Regions from separate parts of the Homo sapiens genome. Here region 2 is linked to region 1. A link is an interaction called in ENCODE POLR2A ChIA-PET data of the cell type or tissue named here. Cell type or tissue: GM12878. All regions are shown on one strand. Links, peaks and the distances in the headings refer to the core of each region. The heading gives the core; the rest is flanking DNA.

Region 1 (2,908 bases), core at 124-2,623:
CTGTAAGAGCAAAGATAAAGTACGTTTTCCCACTGAGATGGCAGAGCCAGAAGAAAATCTTGCATCCCAAGTCCAGGCCGAATAGGGAGGAGATAAGCAAGAGCGGGAGCTGGAAGGGTTTCTTCATTATTTAGGGCTTCACTGGGTAGGAGGGAGAGAAAAACGGCTTTTTCCAACCTGCACAGTGTCTTCTCAGCAGCTTTCAATTTCTGTCTCACTGGTCCAAACCACTTGGCTTTTGGAAAGAAAGAAGAAAGCGACCCAGTTCCCAATCCTTGAAGGTCCTAATTCCCAGCTCTGGGGACAGTTCATTTTTTTATTTTTTTTTCCTGCAGGCAGCCAGAAAAATATTTTTCTTTAAAGCCGTTCTGAAATTATTCCAACCATTTAGGTTGGCAAAAGGTCCTGTGGCAGAGGAGAAAAAAAAAAAAAGGCAGCAGTTCCTTAAGCAGTTGGGGAGGGGAAAACTGAAGGGCGGCCCCTCTCCTGCTCCCCTGCTCATTCCTCTCTATTAATAGAGAGGGTCTGTCCCAAGGCAGGCGGGGTGTAGGGAGATCAGGGGTCCCACACACAGCTGATCTTCACAGTCACCTAAGGGCTGGAGAGGGAGGAGTGTGGAGGGCTTACTAAAAATACAGATGTCGGCTCTCACTGCAGATCTACTGAATCGAGACCCAGGAATCTTGTTTTAATACTTCAGGAGATTCTGATGGTCCACCAGGGCTCGAGAATCAGGGGCCTGAGAGAGAGCTTTGCTGTAATTTTTAAGCCCAAGACTCCGGCAGTGTTAGCTGGGCAGAAGGACTGTGTCCTGGAAAAGGAGCACCAGAGTGTCCCAAATAGGCCACCTCTTTTTTGGGGAGTGGGAGTAAACAGGGAAGAGCTGTCTCCCTCTCTCCTCCTTGCAAGCACAAGCAGCCATATATACCACAGAGGAACATTCCAGTAAGAAAGTTCCCCCAAGATGGCTCCACAGAGCTTCTGTTTCCCCTCACCTGTTAATCTGCCTGCCCCAGGACCCCAGGAGCATGTGCTGGGCCCTTCCCCTGACCCTTATAGGTCCCTGCTCCTCCTTCCCAGCAGCCACCTGTCTGGGCTCTCACAGAGGGTGAGCTGAACACTTTCTTCATGCCCCCTCCACCTCCCTAGTGGGCAATCCCATTTATTGGGCATGTGAGTGAAGCATTTCAAGGCTGGAAGGGGCAAAAAGCTGGGAGAAGTCAAGAATCGCAGTGGAACTCCATGGCCCACTGAGGAAGGCAGACTTGCACCTTCTGTGGCCAGTGTCCCCTCACCTGTTGCAGAAAGCATCGGTGAGAAGTTGGTGAATTAGAAAGACAGAACAAGCTTTCCCTAGGTGGCTGGGGACTTCCAGAGTCTCCTCAGTTAGTTGTTTCTGAGACCCAAGTGTGATCTCACAAGCCACAAAGGGGAGGAAGTTGCTCTGTGTGGAAGAGCTGGTACCCCACTCACAAGGATCCCTGCCTTCGAGCAGTGCATGGGGGCTGCCCTCTAGCCAGGCTGGAGGGAAGGAGACCCCATTACTTTGAAATAATATCAACAAGACCTTAACATTCAGAAAACACTCACTTTGCATGTATTAACTCATTTAACCCTCAAAACAGAAAAGAAGGTGTTAGTATCCCCATTTTATAGAGCAGAAAAGCAATTGCTTTGCCTAAGCCTACCTAGCTAAGCATCTGAATGAAGAACTGCAGGATTGGGTCTCAGATCTATAATCACTCAAGGCATCAGACACACTCTTCTAGGCTTTCTTCAAGGCTTGGAGATGCTGGGGGAATGGGGCAGAGGATATGGTAGGTGGCGGGCTGTCAGAGAAGAGTCGTCTCACCCTGGTTTCTTCCCCACCGCTCAGAATGGAAAACTTTCTCTTCTAAACTAGTGGCCTGAGGCCAGAAAATCTTCATTCTGTTTACACTTTGCCTTGTGGTAGACACTGGGGAGACAGATGGTCTCTCCATAATAGTGTTATTTTTATTTTTAGCACTTTTTGATCTGTAGTGCATTTTAAAGCTGCTAACTGCACTTGCTTCTGACAATTGGGTAAGGAATATAGGTATAGGGAAGATTTTTTTATTCCCATTTTACAGATAAGAAAACTGAGGCCCAGAACAGGGTTCGCATCACTAGGTAGTGGTGGAGGGGTGAGAATCTTCTCTCCTAACTAGTATGCACCACAGGCTCTCCTCCCACTGCCCCAGGCAAGCTCATCCTTGTATCGTTTCACCTTCCTAGAAAGGGGCATCTTGAAGTCATCATGCCCCCATAAGGCTCCTTTGTTATCTCAGGACCACATCAGCCCTAATGGGGGCCTTGAAAGGGCCTCAGGCTCACTCCTCTACTAACTCTGCTCATAAATTGGCAAAGACTGCTTGATTCTCCCTGCTTCCAACACCCTTCTGGACTACAGGAAGAGATACAGAGAGCAGGATGGCTTTCAGACACCTAGGTTGAGAACAGAAAGAAGGGAAAAAAGAGAGAGGGGTGTTCCGACATTCACCGGCACAGCGCTAGGTCAGAAGCAGCCCCATTCTCCACTGCAGGGTAGCTCTGGGTCAAGGCATGGAGGCTTAGGGGTGACCAATTAGACAGGAGATCTGACAAGTAAGAAGAATGCCAGTTCAGAGTGCGGCGTAACCCTGCTGCTAGCCCTGCCTAGCCCTGGGAGACAAACCCAACCTCATTCCCAGCCCAACCTCAACCTCTCCATACAAAGCCAATTAGCCTTAAATAGCTGCTCCTAATGACTTGACCAACCCATCAGGACTTCCACCCAACCCTGCCCTGAGCAGAAACATTCCACCACTCCTGGGTTTTAACATTAAATTAATGAGAGAGATAGGGAAGGGGGCTATCTCACTTTAAAAATCAAGGAGTCCTTGGGGCG
Region 2 (2,908 bases), core at 237-2,736, 140 kb before region 1:
TGAAGGTAACAAACCACAGCCTTATTAGCAGTACCTGAGGCTTTGTCACCAGCTGAAATCACATATATTTTTATTTATTTTTTATTTTTTGAGATGAAGTCTCGCTGTTGCCCAGGCTGGAGTACAGTGGCTCTATCTTGGCTCACTGCAGCCTCCGCCTCCCAGGTTCAAGCAATTCTCCTGCCTCAGCCTCCTGAGTAGCTGGGACTACAGGCATGCGCCACCATGTCCAGCTAATCTTTGTATTTTTAGTGGAGACAGGGTTTTATCATGTTGGCCAGGCTGGTCTTGAACTCTTGACCTCAAGTGATCCATCCGCCTGAGCCTCCCAAAGTGTTGGAATTACAGGTGTGAGCCAGAGCACCCGGCCCACAGATTTTTTTTTTTTTTTTGAGACGGAGTCTTGCTGTGTTGCCCAGGCTGGAGTGCAGACCGCTCACTGCAAGCTCCGCCTCCCGGGTTCACGCCATTCTCCTGCCTCAGCCTCCCGAGTAGCTGGGCCTACAGGCACCCACCACCACGCCCAGCTATTTTTTTTGTATTTTTTAGTAGAGACGGGGTTTCACCGTGTTAGCCAGGATGTTCTCTATTTCCTGACCTCGTGATCCGCCCGCTTCGGCCTCCCAAAGTGCTGTGATTACAGGCATGAGCCACCGCGCCCGGCCAGCCACCGCGCCCGGCCAAGATATTTTTATATCACATTACAGTTGTTAAAATAGTTTGATATGCCATTTACATGCATCAATAGTTTGAAATGACTATAATTAACTAGACCTGTTGCTAAATCTTGTTATTCATCGACTTAATAAAGAAACATATATATTATTATATCAAAAATGTATATGTTTTATATTTTGGTAACTGTACTTCAATGTAATTAGTTTCCTTTGTAATCCTTTACAAAGTCTTTGTAAGCCTAGGCATGTGGCCTAGGCGGGCAGATCGCTTATGTCCAGGAGTCGGAGACCAGCTTGGGCGACATGATGAAACCCCATCTCTACAAAAAAGCCAAAAGTTAGGTATGGTGGTACATGCCTGCAGTCCCAGCTACTTGGGAGGCTGAGGCAGGCAGGAGGGTTGTTTGAACCCAGGAGGTGGAGGTTGCAATGACCTGAGATCGCGCCACTGCACTCCAGCCTGGGTGAGAGTGAGACCCTGTTTCAAAAAAAAAAAAAAAAAAAAGGCCGGGAGTGGTGGATCACGCCTGTAATTCCAGCACTTTAGGAGGTCGAGGTGGGCGGATCATGAGGTCAGGAGTTCGAGACCAGCCTGACCAACATAGTGAAACACTGTCTCTACTAAAAATATAAAAATTAGCCGGGCGTGGTGGCGCACACCTGTAATCCCAGCTACTCAGGAGGCTGAGACAGGAGAATCGCTTGAACCCGGGAGGCGGAGGTTGCAGTGAGCCGAGATTGTGGCACTGCACTCCAGCCTGGGCGACAGAGCGAGATTCCTTCTCAAAAAAAAAAAAAAAAAAAAAAAGGAAGTTGGGAAAAAGTGGGCTAAGTGGGCTGCGATTTAAAGGTTTCAGAAAAGGCTGGTGGTGCGAGATGAGATGCTGCCCACTAGTGGCTAGAAGGCAGAACTGTGAGCCTGCATGTAAGGCAGGCCCTGGGACATGGGGTTTGGGACGGTGGTAATTAAGTTTCTTCGTACTTGGGTCTGAAATAAGAGAACAAAGCCTACTGCCTTTGACCCCTGCCTACTGCATCAGCGTGATCAACTGAAACTCTCTCCCTTTCTCTCTGTGCTGCAGCCATTTTCGCTGTCTAGAGCCTCAGAAGCTTCCTTGTGCATTAGGGTGTGTATGCATGCTGCTATCTTTGCCTGGACCTGCCCTTCCATCTCTTCGTCTGGATTACTATGCTCTCACTCTGTATCTCAGAGTATCTAGGCCAGGCTCCTTGATAATCCTGGTGTAGACCTATGCTCATCGTCACAGCTCTTTCTCAGTCTAACTACATGATCCTCAGTGTGATTTTTTTGCCGTTGTTCAAGGACTGTCACTGCACTGGACTACAAGCCCCCAAGGGCAGGGGCTGTTTGCTTTTGTTCTCTGCAGTATCCCCAGTTCCTGCTCAGTGGCACTCACTAAACATTTACTGATGAAAAGTGAATTTTGAATTGGAAATTCATAAAGGAACTGTGAATGCTAGCAGAATGGATTTGGGTCCATCTCCAAAAAAAGTAAGATGATCTTTCTCTATTTATGACAGCCAGTGACCCACAAGCCTCCTGCATACACCTAATAATCCAACAATACAAGGATCCTTAGGACAGCACAGTGTAAATAATATTGCAAAACTGACAGGCTGGGGAGACAGACGGCCAGGGTCAGATCCTGGCCTTGATGCGTCCTTCCTGGGTGACCTCTGTGTCTTTGTTTCCAGTTTCCTCCTCTGTAAAATAGTGAAAATAATAATCTCCATGGTAGAGAATGGTGAAGAATACTAAATAAGTAAAGCCCTTAGCACATAATAAGACTGATCAAATGGCAGCTGAAAGAAAAAGAGTCAACTGAGCCTGAGGGACAGTCTATTCTTGCTACTCTGTTTCTTACAAAGCACTGGGTTTAGAAACAAGGGAAGCCTTGCAGCAGGGCTGGCTCCCATTCCTCTCCCTGCTCTGTCTTGGTTGGGATGCTCATGGGAGCTGCAAAGAAGCAAAAACGGAGAGGCAGAGGATTCCTCCTTATAGTTAGATAATTCCTGCCCTATGTGCCACATCTCTGTCTCCTCCACATGGCATCTTCCTGTACTGGAGATCCAAGGCAGAGGGGCCTTATCTGCTGTCCTTGAGGAGAGGACTGTGATTAGAGCTATGATTTCTTTCTGGTAGTTTCACACACTAGCATTCCTGCCTAACTCTCACGTCAGAGAAGTATAGTCAAATTAGTTTACTTTGG

What was found. Peaks named below come from ENCODE experiments on the same cell type or tissue, not always from the same donor. Only the 100,000 strongest peaks of a DNase experiment are listed, where the experiment ranks them.
Region 2: POLR2A ChIA-PET joins it to region 1 with 6 read pairs; 11 of 35 experiments call an interaction of 5 or more read pairs at or near these places.

Annotation. Positions count from the first base shown.
Region 1 is chr1:203,476,522-203,479,429 of GRCh38, forward strand. All of the region lies in intron 1 of PRELP (proline and arginine rich end leucine rich repeat protein), which reads left to right. Among named protein-coding and RNA genes, the nearest start is that of PRELP, 2.2 kb to the left of the region's middle. In GM12878, for the core only: no CTCF peak of the experiment used is centred there; a DNase peak (open chromatin) is centred at 1,423; H3K27me3 peaks cover 14 bases.
Region 2 is chr1:203,337,039-203,339,946 of GRCh38, forward strand. No RefSeq gene overlaps it. Among named protein-coding and RNA genes, the nearest start is that of FMOD, 13 kb to the right of the region's middle. In GM12878, for the core only: a CTCF peak has its summit at 1,580 (motif pointing left); a DNase peak (open chromatin) is centred at 1,552.